2 separate regions of the Homo sapiens genome follow, and region 2 is linked to region 1. The links are chromatin contacts, found by Hi-C in ENCODE. All regions are on one chromosome and are shown on one strand. Each heading gives the region's core, a stretch centred on a gene start or an enhancer-like site at or near the end of the contact. The rest is flanking DNA. Distances are from core to core; before and after follow the strand shown. Region 1 overlaps LINC01483 (long intergenic non-protein coding RNA 1483). Region 2 has its middle 18 kb from the start of LINC02003.

Region 1 (6,778 bases), core at 2,630-5,129:
CTAGAGGCTGAGGTGGGAGGTTGGCTTGAGCCTGGGAGGTGAAGGTTGCAAAGAGCCAAGATCACACCACTGTACTCCAGCCTGGGTGACAGAGCCAGACTCTGTCTCAAAAACAAACAAAAAAAAAGAAATAAGAAAGAAAGAAAGGCCTGAGACTGAGTAATTTATAAAGAAAAGAGGTTTCATTGGCTCACAATTCTGCAGGCTGTACAGGAAGAATGACAGCATCTGCTTGGTTTCTAGGGAGGCCTCAGGAAACTTACAATCATGGTGGAAGGCAAAGGGGAAGCCAGCACTTCATATGTCCAGAGCAGGAGCAAGAGAGAGAGGGACGGGGGAGGTGCCACATACTTTTAAACAACCAGATCTTGTGAGAACTTACGACACAGTACCAAGAGGGGATGATACTAAAGCATTCATGAGAATTCCACCTCCATGATCCAGTCACCTCCCACCAGGCCCCACTTCCAATATTGGGGATTACAATTTAACAGGAGATTTGGGCAGGGACACAAATCCAAACCATATCAAATCTGTGATGTTGCTTTCTTACCACCTATATCACTACCTACTCACAGCTATAAATAATAGAGAAAATAATGCATTTACAATAGCATATCTCATAGTTTCTATCTGCCTGCCAATGTAATGACAAGCAACCTCAGCAGAAACTCAAAGATAGCAGAATGCAATTCTAATCAGAAAAATGCCCCTAACAGTTCAGTGGCTCACTCCAATCTGTAGCAAGCTCACTCACATAACACTCCACCCAGAGATCTCTGCAGCTGATATGGTTTGGCTCTGTGTCCCCGCCCAAATCTCACTTTGAATTGTAATAATCCTCATGTGTCAAGGGTGGGACCAGGTGGAGGGAATCGGATCATGGTGGCAGTTTCTCCCATGCTGTTCTCGTGATAATGAGTGAGTCTCAAGAGATCCGATGGTTTTATAAGCATCTGGCATTTCCCCTGCTTGCATTCATTCTCTCTGCTGCCACCCTGTGAAGAGATGCCTTCCACCATGATTGTAAGATTCCTGAGGCCTCCGCAGCCATGCAGAACTGAGTCAATTAAACCTCTTTTCTTTATAAATTACCCAGTCTTGGGTATTTCTTCATAGCAGTGTGAGAACAGACTAATACAGCAGCTGTTATCCATCAGCAACATCAGCCTTACTTAGATGGTTAAAAATAAAATGTTGTATTTGGGGTGGGGGTCAGGGTGAATGGGGAAGGCAGTGGCTAGCCCAAGGCATTTTCTTGCTCAAGGAATGATTTTTGAAGATTTACAATTGTTTCTGTTCCTCTTCACTGGTATTTTCACCAGATGGATTTTTTGCTAAATGCCGCAGAGAAAATCATTAGCCAGCTTATATCCCTTGAGTAATGGTATTTAATGGTTTTATGCAGAAAAGTTACATTAATATAAATCAGTGGTCCTCGACAGGTGGCAATCCTTCCCTATCCCAACATTTAGCAAATTCTGGAGACATTTTAGGGGCAGGAAATTCTAGCGGCATCTAGTGGCAAGGGCCAGGGATGCTACTAAATACCCTACAATGCACAAGACAGTCCCCCACAACAAGGAATAATCTGACCAGAGGTAAATCATGCCAAGGGAAGGAAACCCCAGTCACTCCATAATTTAGCTATGAATGCATGTATGCCAAAAGGGGAAGGAGCTATAATGCAATATCAAAAAAAATCACAATGTAGCAAAAAAATTAAGCTAACACGATCTTTGTCATAGAAGAAAACTTGTGACATTGGAATAGGGAGCAAAAAGCCTTTGAAACACAGTAAGGGAACTTGCATTTATAACAGGTCACAAAATTAATTCAAAAGATAACAGTGCCCTGAGCTTGCCAAGTATGCCATCGTGACTGTAGCCTCATGGATTCATAGGCACGCCTGTAAGAATACAGAAATAGGTTTATTTAATCCTGACTTTCTTTTGAGCACTGGCAACAGATGAGTTCTCTGCGCCAAATCCTGCCCATAGAAAGCTAATGGGTGTTGCACGCAGTTATCCAAGAACACAAATTGGCTTTGTGGTTTCTTGTGGCATTTGGCTAGCTGAATCAGAGGAAACAACTAGAAGCTGAGGCAGATGGTTCACAGGCAATATGCTATAATGTCTTCTTACAAATATGTAGTTATGTATTAATAGGTAACCTCTTGGGAAACATGGACAAATATATCATTTTTTGCAATTCTCAGTTTCTAATACAGCTCTGTATGTTGTTGGTGCTCAATACCACTGGTTTCATATTTGTTAACTATCTCATACTCTATTCAAACTCATATCCTCATATCTTTGGAATGTGGAAGCAGACACAAACAAGCAGCTTAGCAAGGAGCACTGACTAAATACCAAGTACTGCATCAAGGGCCAGAAACCCAGTGATAAATAAGATGAGTATGTTGTCCACCATTTCTGAGCCTATTACTCCTCTGAGTTTATTGTGGCCCTTTCTATCTAAGTGAGGCTGAAGGCCACTCCTGTAACAGAAGTAAAAGTTGAAATTCTCAACTCCATGCTTCTTCCGTGAAGCCCTCCATCAGTAACATGCTAACAGGTTGGAAAAAGAGTTGACAAATATGTACACTGGTCAGGTAGAAGAGGAGACATGGTAAAAGAGGAGTAAAGGAGAATGGTATTCTTTCTCAGGTAAAGAAACTATCTTCAACAAACTCCTTTGACAGTAGGCAAGAGGGTGTATAACATGGTATTGAGTGGAGGCAGAAATATTAACCTAAACCAGAGCTACTGGTGCTGAAACAAAGATTCTAGCAATTCTGAGACCAATGGAAAAAAAAAAATTTTATAACCCGTCTGCCAGCCTGTAAGCCTGTTTCCACTTCAGAATTAATTAGTATCAACATTTTACCAGCCAATATGTCTCAAAAAAAAAAAAAATCAACAGTGTGCTCTGCTTTTTTTCTTGTGCAATAAACCCCTAGGGATTACAGATATATTTATACCACATCTTTCAGGACAGTTGGAAATATTAACCAAAAGTACGTACCTAATGATTGTTTTCATTGTAATGCATTTGTATTATTTTCAATGAATGAAATTTATTAAATGACTATATAAATGTGATATGTCTATATATAAAACAAGTTCCATAAGCATACATAAAGCAGAAAATTTTGTCAGACTATTATATTCTGACTTAGGCATGGTCATCTTCCACTTGTAAGATTCGTATCTCCCATACATAAGCTAAATGACTCTGTAGAAGATTATCTGGTCAGAAGATGTGACTAGAAATTCATAAATGTTCTATTTCTATTAAACCTGCCTCACTGACACAGCCCACTTTTGTTCTCTCCTATTCTGCAAGACTTCGAAGGCTGGTTTAACATTCCTGTGTTCTCAGCTATATAATTCTGGTCTTTCCACCAAAGCAGTTTTATTTCCTGACAGTCACTACAGCTTATGAAAGCCAGTGCTATTGGGAAAATATTCCAAATGCACAGGTTATGTGGTTGTGGAAAATAGGCATTAATGGAAAAGGGACTGAAACCAAGTTCTCTTCCGATTGCTATTTTGGAACTTCTGGTTTTTCTGTGGAGCTCCAAGTCAGTGGTGATTGCAAAACCAAAGAGACCAAACAGAATATTCAAAAAGCAAATGACCAGGAGGAGTTTATTTAGAAAATAGATAAATACAAATTGTGCTTTATGGGTTTTCATGTTTATGTCAGAAGGAATGGGTAATGTTGGACAGTCTGAAAGTGATGCTGTGGAATTTCTGTATTTCTCTTTTGTTTCAAATCATTCTCCCTGTATCTGATACTAAACTCTTCAGAAAGGTTTCACAGCTGTGTCCTTTGGGCACAGGGCATGTTCTGACATGCAGAGGATTATCTTGTGCAGCCTGTGGCCGCCAGCGCCACCTAGCTTCTGTATACATTTCCTCAACTCAACAGTTTTCCAAATTGTTCAATTAAATGAGCCAGTCTTCCATGAGAGCTCAGTATCGGTCTCACAGATTTTGAATGATGAAATTGAGGACGCGAGTTGGAACAGCCAAACTGCTCTGAATGGTTGTCAGGTAGAAAGACATGTTCTCTAAGTCTGTGGAACTTTAGGTAGGATTGACAACAATTCTCAATGCATTCATCACCTGCCTGTCTTTTATTTGACAAACCTTTGTGTGCCAAGCAGTTAGATAACGTGCACAGAGACCCAGCTTCTGAATTTTAACCACTATGTTTCAAATTAGGGAGGATTTCTAAGAAGAGAGTCTTTGCTAGGCTCACACTCAGGGACTGCTTCCCAATGAAGGAGATCAGAATATGTCACCCCAAAATATGCCGGCATAAGAATTATTTTGAGCTGGGGGCAATTGAGAAAAAGCAGACACAGAAGAGCTCTGCCGTCCCCCTCTGCTTAAAGCAGGGCATAAACTTCCCCTCGTGAAGGTGTTAAAAGAAAAACTTTAGACAAATTAGATTTAACAATTTAATTAAGCTCATGAATCAAGCAGCTCCCAGAAGCAAAATAGGTTCCCAGCGACTCTTGGGCTGCCACATGGTCAGATAACATTAATCGACAGGAAATGGAAAGTGAGGTTCAAAAAATAGAAGTGAGGTACAGAAACAGCTGGATTGGTTACAGCTCAGCATCTGCCTTATTTAAACGCAGTTTAGACAGTTGGCTGCCTGTGATTGGCTGAAACTCAGCTGCTGTGATTGGCTAAAACTTGGCTACTTGTTTCAAGAATAGGTTACAGTCTATATTTCCACAGCCCCTTGAGTTACAGTTCACTGTATATGGCGAAACCTTAGCTTTAGGCTAAACAAAGGTGTCCCCCACCCTCCCCTATTAGAAAGAGGAGAACAACCCTTATCAGGAGATGGAGATAGCACCAAGATGTGCTGTGTAAGCAAACTTTAGTAAATAACTCTTGTTTATTATTGCTTTTCCTCATAAATTTACCTTCCCACCATTCACCACCCCTGGAAGCCCAAACCCTCTTTCCTCTGTCATAGTCGCTTCTCCCCAGGTTATCATCCTTTGCTAAAATGTTATAGATGCCCTCCAGTTTACCTGCTTTTTGGGGGGTTTTCACCTCTTTTCTATGAAAACCCTGCCCACATAAGAATATTAACATCACATACAATGTGTACAATTTTCTTCCATTCATCTATCTTTGTCAGTTTAACTTGCAGGCCCACCCTCAGAATATAAGAAAGTAAAGAAAAACTTTTACCTCCCATACATTTAGAGTCAGTGAATGATTGATTACTAAACAGAAGAAAAGTTAGAAAATCTAGGGAAAATGTCATGAGGTCATTCGCTCTGTCTCAGAATGTCCTTCATTGTTCTGATGTCACCTTTGAATGGAGTTTATGATTCTTATCTCCTTAAAAGATAACAGAGATCTCATCCAAAGAATCATATGCTTCTCTCTTTGGGCTAACTTATGACTATAATGTGAGAAACAGAGGAGCACAGAATCATGGGTCAGGCTCATTCTTTGTAGATGAGACCAATTGCTTGAGGGCATGATTCGGTATACTTTAGAGGCAGTGGGTGTTTGAAATATATAAATGAAATCGACACAGATAAATAGAGCAGTTCGACAAATAGCCTGCTTGGATTGTCTAGAAGCCCTTATCGTTTTGTTTTATTTTGAAAGCCAGGACAATATGATTACCAACTATTAGTTTAATGACGAAATCTTCCAGATGGTTATGATGATTAGAATGATCAAGAAATTAGAAGCTGTTCAATCCTCATAGGAAGGCTTCAGTGGAATAGACTCCCTGCTGCCTCCTGTAGACTTGGACTTATTTAAGGAAAACCCTACAATGACTAGTTTCCAGTTGTAGAAATTGGAAGAAGAAAGAAATAGCACCTGCAAGCCTAAAAGTTCTCTTCCTTCCAATGAAAAAGGAGCTTAAACCTGTCCAAAGTCATGTATGTTACCTCGGCAAGTAAAATTTTATCATTCTGTGTACTGAGTGAGTCTTCTTCCCCTCCCAAGAGGCTTTAACTATAGAACCTTTAGGTTTTTTTTGTTTGTTTTTTAAGAAGGGGGTCTAGCAACAACCTCAAGTTCCAGGACAGTCATTCTTTACTGACAAAGGAAGCAAAGATGAAAGTCCAATTAAAAGCCCATGAAATTTCCATCATGTTTCTTTGAATTGAGTTTGGAGTCTTTGGAATTCTCAAAATAATTCACATGAAGATCTCAGATGCCAATGTATTTTCTGACTCCCTTCAAGGTAGCCATATGAGGAAAGGCAATGAGTTTTATACCAGCATTTGCTGACAGTAAAATATAATGAAAAACATTTATTTGTAATAATGTAGACCACATTCTAACTGCCATTTAATGTAACCACACTATATTTCATAAGGTTTCAATTTAGCATAGCTAATCACAGGGCCAGTTCTACTCTGATGTAGACCTTTTGCATTCTGCCTGAGAAAAATCTACTAAAGTGCTGCTTAGGAGAGAGACCCAGCCAAAGTCACATTTGGAATTAAACACGTTAGAGTTTTAAACTTTTTGAAATTTATAAATGATAAAACAGAGAATTTTTTTAAAAAAATTATTGTTAAATATAAACCATTAGCAAAGGTAAATGTTTGTTACTATATGTACTGGGTTAATTGGTGGCCCACAACAAAATATATGTCTACCCAGAACCTATAGAGGGGACCCTATTTGGGGAAAGGGTCTTTGCAGATGTAATTAAGAATCTCAAGATGAGATCATCGTAGATTAGAGTGGTCCTAAGTGCAAAGACAATGTCCTTA
Region 2 (6,778 bases), core at 1,134-3,633, 2.8 Mb before region 1:
GCTGGGGATTATCTGGCATGGGGCAGATCAGTCCACAGTTACAGGGAGACTGTTGTTGAGGAGCCCCGTGTTCCCTCCATCTCTGCTTTGTAATTGCTGTGTGCCATTGGAAGGGCCACTTAACCCCTCTGCATTTTGCCTTTTCCATCTGTAAAATGGGAATAACAATATCTACTCTGTCATCTTCAAGGAATGAAAACAAGCAGGGCTGTGGAAGTGGAAGATTTTTCATACTTCTCAATCAGTCACAGAGAACTACCCAAATGTCAGCGTCTTTAGCTCCGTTTTGGCTAAGAAGGAACTTTCTAACCTCTAAAATAGGAGTGAGGTGTTTCACGAGGCAAAAGGCACCTGGGAATCAGATGTGAGGCCAAGAATGCAGGAGAAATGGTCTTACACAAGTGAAGATGGAACTAGACACATGCCAAGGGGACTGTTTTCAGGCAATAGCTCCCGAAAGAGGTCATGGTTCTGGGAGGACAATGCCCATGCAGCTCTGTAGCTGTTGGATTTTCCCAGCCTTCACCTGAAGGTGGAATTGAGACACCCTCCAGCAACCAGTGGGGTGGCCCAGGGGGATGGGGGAGAGGAAAGCCTGACACCTGAGCATCTCACTCAATAATTCAGGGCTGGTTAGAGCCCAGTGAGGTGTTTCACACTCTGCAAAGGCAGATAATGAAGCATTCTTCCAAAATGAGAGAATGTGCCTTTTCTTTTCTTCCCGCCTCTTTCCTAATAAAATCATTAAACCAGGATTTCCAGAGGCCTGCCACCCCACCCACCTTGGCTGTTTCTGTGGGGAGGGAAGGGTACTTGAGTTTTGGTAGGGGTGGGGAAGCTGAGCTAGGAAGGGGGCTTGGCTGGTGACAGAAGGAGAGCAGTCCTACTGAGAAGGGTGTTGGGGTCTCAGAGGGCAGGGGGAGGGGGCCTGCTGATTTCTCACCACCCCAGATGACATATGACTTAGCACGTCCCCAGGTCTCCAGGGCTGCAGCCGGCGCTGTGCTTTCCACATGTGTTTAGTATTATCGGTGTTTTTACAATAATAACTGTGGTCTTGAAAGGGACTAAAATTAATTAAAATGCCTGGCTGGAGAGAACCTCCTTGGGGTAAGTGCAGGGGGTATGGGCGGTCATCTTGTCCATCCCCCTGTCTCTGGTTGGGTCTGGACCCCTGTTGGCCCAATCAGCTGGTCTTAGAAGATGCCAGTGTGGGAGCATCTGCAGTCTTAGAGGTTAAAATTCTTTTAGGGAAATGTTTCTTGGTATTTAAACTACAGTAAGAAAGGAAGAGCAAACACTTAGATGTTGTGTTTGCAATTTGCAGAACCGCACTGAGAAAGCCCCCACTGGTTGTATTTATCAAACTCTGCTGCGTGCCCTCATCCAAAGACCCCTGTCTGAGAGCATCCCTTGGTTCAGAGAGGAACAATTTGGCTCTTGATTTAGGGCAGGGTTTCTCAAGCTCATTGCAGCACTGTTGACGTTTGGAGCTGAATCACTCTTTGTGGGCAGGGGTTGTTCTGTGCACTGTAGGATGTTTAGCCATGCCCTTGACCTCTACCCACTAGATGCCAGTAGCATTCCCAGCCTCACAAGTGTAAAAACTAAAAATGTCCTCAGACGTTGCCAAATACCCCTGGGGAACCAAATCGCCTCCAGTTGAGAACCACTGATTTAGGGCAAGGCTCTCTGGCATCTCAACCACCTCCCCCCATTCCCACCCCCCCTACTCCCCTACTCCAGGGAAGCAGTGCTCATCCAGGTTGTCATGACATGCAAATGTGTCACCATCACGCAGGAGAACAAGTGACGGGTTATGAATAACACCCTGAGGTTTGGGAGTGATTCACTTTTTAAAAACAAATCAGAGCAGGTACTAACATAGCAACATCCCTTTCACTCCCTCGCAGTCCAAGATGATTTTCCGAGTGGCCAGAGTTGCCCATTGCTCCTAGCCTGTCTCATGGAGGTCACAGCCAGGATGAGGTTAGCTGCTTTTGCTAATCAGCTGTGAGTAGTCTGGCGATGACATGTTATTGCCATGTTTTATTGCCTCATCACATTTGGGTTTGTCTGTGGGATCATGCTGCACACAGATCACGTTGCTGTTCTCGAAGTTCACTTGGAGGAGAACTGGACATCCAAGACTCTGTTGGCCCTGTTGGCCTCATCTCCTTTTCCTCTCTCATCTCTCAACACTGTGCTCTATTCAGTTGCTTCTTCATGGACCTCCAATACAAGTCTTCCTTCCTACACTGCCTGGAGCCCTTTCCCGGCTCCTCTGAATATGGCTGGCTCCTCCTCCTCATGTCTCAGCTCACACATGCCCTTCTCAGAGGCTGGGTGCACCTGACATCTAGCGAACCCGGCCCTCTTCTAGTAGTGAGTCAGCCTCTGTCCAGGGGCTCTGTTCTTTTCCCATAGCATGTGTCACTACCGACACTCGTGCTGGTGTGTATGTCCCCCGCATACCAGTTGGGTTTCCAGGAAGCCAATGCAGAGATGGAGTTATGGGTTTATTGGGGGAATAAGCAACCTATGAGGGAAAAGAGGAGGGAGCTGGATTGGGCAGGGGGAACCATCAGAACGTGAAGGCAACCTGGGCAGTCTCCAGGAGCTTTGGAGCAGAGACTGCCCATTGGAGAAGTCCCATGTGGGTAGAAATGGGTTGGCCCTTGTGCCACCACCTTGCATAGTCATTAGCTAGGGCTGCCTCAAGAACAGCATGACCTCAGCCTGAAAACTGACGAGGACCTCGAAGACACCAGTGCAGTGGCTGTCAGCCAGTCAAGCTCCTCTCAGTCAGGCAGCAAGTCCTTTTTGAAGGATCTGAGCCATGCATCTCCATGTCTACCCTTCCGGGGTGGAATGGACACTCCCTGAGAGCAGGAACCCTGTAGATCTTGCTTATGCCTGATCCCATTCCCTACAGCAGAGCCTGGTGCATGGTAGGAGATCAAACCTGAGCTGATTTTAGTTTTCAGAGAGTAATTTGGTTGCCCTGGTTGCCCTAAACTCAGATTTCTGAGTTTACAAACTCAGAAATAGAAATATTGTAGGCTGAGTGTGGTGGCTCACACCTGTAATCCCAGCAGTTTGGGAGGCCGAGGCGGTCGGATCACAAGGTCAAGAGATCGAGACTATCCTGGCCAACATGGTGAAACCCCGTCTCTACTAAAAATACAACAATTAGCTGGGCATGGTAGCGTGTGCCTGTAGTCCCAGCTACTTGGGAGGCTGAGGCAGGAGAATCGCTTGAACCCGGGAGGCGGAGGTTGCAGTGAGCCAAGATCGCGCCACTGCACTTCAGCCTGGTGACAGAGTGAGATTCCGTCAAAAAAAAAAAAAAAAAAAGAAAAGGAAAAGAAATATTTTAGAAAGACAAACATGTGCTGCAGGGGGAAATGGCAGAGAAACACTGCTGCAAGGTATCTCAAACCATGGTTCACCCTGCAGTACTTCCAAGGTTTTGAAAGCTAAAAAAAAAAATCATGATGTTGGGGCATCCTGTAACTTGCCTCTTGTAGGGTTAGAAGATGTTAGCTGGGTGACATCTCTCCAGCCAGGTGAGAAGGGGGGAACAGAAGCTCGGGGGATCTCAGAGGAAAAGGAAAACAGAACTATCTGGTGGGTCAAAGGCGCATACCAGGGGGCCGTGGGTGCCTGTCAAACCGGAATGGTTATCTGGTCTGGCAGAGCCCAGCATCTTGGGTGGCCAAACAAACCTCAGATACAGTGTTCCCAGAGATGGGGGGTTGGAGGATATTATGCTTTCCCTTTAGCCTGTCTCTTGCCTCAGTATCTACCTCTGCCAGAGGATCTGAACTGGGATGGGCTTGTCACCTTGGCTGCTGTCCTTTGATGGGGCAGGTCAAAGTCCAAGACTCCAAGAGAACAGGTCTGGCTGTGCAGAAGCCTGCATGGGTGCAGTAGGCAGGGGGGTAGAGGAGTCTTCTGGGTGACAGAGATACCCACGGGGCAGGTGCCCAGCAGCCTTGCAGTGAGGAGGGGAGGGAGCAAACTCTATGCACTGTGTGGAGAGGGAGCGGGTGGCAGAGATCTGTCTCAGGGAGGTGCCTGACTCAGAGAGCCAGCATGAACCTCAGTTTACAAACTCAGAAATGCAAGAAATAGAACTCATATTATCTGATAACTCAATTGCAGTGGGGCATTTCAGATCCTTCCTACCCTTTTCATGGGTGTTGCCTCTAAGTTCAGGGAACAGGGAAGGCTAACAATGCTCTGGCAATTACGGAGTGGGACAGTGTGCTCTCTACATCACATGTCTGCACTGGGCTCATCTGAGACCTCCAACAGGCTGCTATGGGTTCCTCAGCCGTTCATTCACCCTGGGCACTGCCGAGTAGTCTTTTGATCCCAACCAGAGGACATGCCTGTCTACTTATTCAGAGCACCCTGGTAGTACCCCTGACTCAGTACCTGGCATATCATCTCAGTACTCAGCAGTACCCCTGACTCAGTACCTGGCATATCATCTCAGTACTCAGTAGTACCCCTGACTCAGTACTTGGCATATCATCTCACTCTCTGCTTTGAGCCTGGCTCCCTTTGCTCCCCCAACACGGAATCTCTCAGCTTTTATCTAAGGGCCGCTTCACTAGACCTCAGCACATGTTCTTCCAAATCTGTTGTATTTGCAATACCTTTCAAAAACCTTCTTTGAAACTCAAAAACCAGGGTGTATTATGCTATTTCTTTGATTTGGGGGTGTTATCCACACTCTAATGCAGCAAATTCAATAGGGCCTCACTAACTAGACGAGGAAAGACCAAGCAGTGCAAGGAAATATTGTGCTGGGGGAGACAGAGGTGAACATTGGTTAAAATACAAAAAGCATCCTCCCAGCACACTTGCTTTGGGGAGCTTTTCTGCCCAGAGCCCAGCTCCTCTCCTGCCTCACTTAAAGGCTCTTCCCCCTTGTCATACAGGTTGCGCTGGCCCAGCCAGGAGAACTAAGCAGTTGGCACTGTCTTCCATTTCCAAGGGCAGCAAAAAATGTATTAATCATCAGGCACCAATGGGAGGTGAGGGAGGCTGGGTCTCTCCATTTCTTTCCATAAGCAAGTCCTTCCTCTGCAATGTGGCTGGACCTCCTTGCAGGCAGTCAGGAGGGCAGGGAAGCAGACCCAGCTCTGGGAGGAACGGCACAGCCTACAGAATAGAAACAAACCTAACGACTGCCATTTTGAGACCTCAAGAGTCATTAAACCCAGACTGAAGTCAGTTTATCTGAATCCTCACCTAGGTGGTGTGTTGATGTGGGCGGGCCTCCAAGGCCACCAAAGTCAGAGTGACCCAGGTTTAAGTATTAGCCCTACAGGTTAGTGGTCCTGATAAACACACTTCATTTCCTTTGCCTCCATTTCCACATCTTTAAATGGGCATGATATTTGCGATGATTCAATGCAATAATGTTTATAGAACCCTTAGAATCCTGCTTGGCTGTCTATTCATTCTCAATTAATGTTAATTCTATTCCTTTCTCTTAGGAGGTCCACAGATGAAGAACAGCTCTCATCTCTATGGTCCCCAGCATTTATTTAAAGCTAAGAATTCACAGGTCAACCAAATCACTCCCTGAAAACTAAAATCAACCAAAAGCAGAGGAAGAATCACTGAGACCCTCCTAGCATGTCTTTCTTAACTCTCATACCTGAAAGGATGGGTAATTGGGTGTTTCATATTGGCATGGACCCTAACATGGTGTGACTCAATCTCTTGCAATGCTGTGCATTGCTAGGGCACTGATTTCATTGTTGAGAGTCTCTCACTGGTAAGAAATATTTCCTTATTCAGTATCAATTTCTTCAGCTGATTGGCTCTATTCCACATCCCATTGTTATGGCTCCTCACCTAAGTACAGCTGCAATGCTTGAGAAAAAAATGCCCAGGAAAATTCTTGCCTTTGAGCAGGCCCACCTTATATTGAAACCAAAAGTCTGCAAGAAAAATGGTAGGGAATGACCTTTAAGCCTTGGAGGAAGAATTTATGAGCACAACTATAGCTTCTTCTTGGCATAAAGTTGTGTTCTGTATTCTTCAAAATTCTCAGATTTTGTGCACTGTTGGTTCAAGGTCACAACAAAAAGCCCCTATGCTCTGAGGACAGAAGCATGCTGGGATTTCAAGGGCATGGCCAGATTTGAGAGAAAGGAGACCTCAGAGCTTACGACTTGGAAAGGCAGAGTCCAACGACAATGGGTCATTCTCCTGTTTAGGATAAGGGCATGCAAATAGCATGTGAATTGCACATTACATTTCTCAGATGTGAGTATTTGGTTGAGGAATGGGGGCTGTTGGCAACACTTCTGGAAATTGAACTATCTTTATCCTGATTCACAGAGTTGTAGCTGAGCAGGGCATAGAGGAGAAAACAGGGCACTGAAATAGGTTAAAAAAAAAAAGAAAAAAAAAAAGCTCTGTTACTACATTTCCCCACTTACCTGCCTCTTGTCTGGTGATGATGAATCAGCAATACCGCCTGTCAGTTCAACAGGGTAGATTTTACTTATTTTCCTTGGGTTCTTCCAGTGGGGAGCCCAGGCACAGACAGTGTTAAGAACTGGCCCACTTTTGCAGACCTGTTTTGCCTTCTTTGTGCCAAGTAGAAGAGGCAGGATCTGCACAAAGACCCCTGCAGACTCATGACCTGTCACCAGCAGTTTCCAACCATAGAAAGGCTCAAGGCTCAGGTAGAGGGCTAGACTCGAGAGTTATGGCCATTAGAGCTGGAAAGAATCTCGGAAATAATTGG

The links. Hi-C counts contacts between places; a loop is a spot of excess contacts on that map.
Region 2: a map of mammary epithelial cell shows a loop between it and region 1 (13-fold over the local background). The contact joins two enhancer-like sites. A Hi-C loop is called at or near these places in 1 of 168 maps with a recorded cell type or tissue (mammary epithelial cell) and 1 of 37 single-sample maps with no recorded cell type.

The regions. Positions count from the first base shown.
Region 1 is chr17:69,604,457-69,611,234 of GRCh38, reverse strand. The region is part of intron 2 of LINC01483 (long intergenic non-protein coding RNA 1483); the gene reads right to left. Among named protein-coding and RNA genes, the nearest start is that of LINC01483, 14 kb to the right of the region's middle. RefSeq lists enhancers at 3,753-4,022, 3,098-4,297. Within about 2 kb of position 3,879, at least 17 of the 41 ENCODE cell types and tissues checked have a DNase peak (open chromatin) inside an H3K27ac peak, as active enhancers do; they include mammary epithelial cell, where a contact is called at or near this core.
Region 2 is chr17:72,357,681-72,364,458 of GRCh38, reverse strand. No RefSeq gene overlaps it. Among named protein-coding and RNA genes, the nearest start is that of LINC02003, 18 kb to the right of the region's middle. Within about 2 kb of position 2,383, at least 3 of the 41 ENCODE cell types and tissues checked have a DNase peak (open chromatin) inside an H3K27ac peak, as active enhancers do; they include mammary epithelial cell, where a contact is called at or near this core.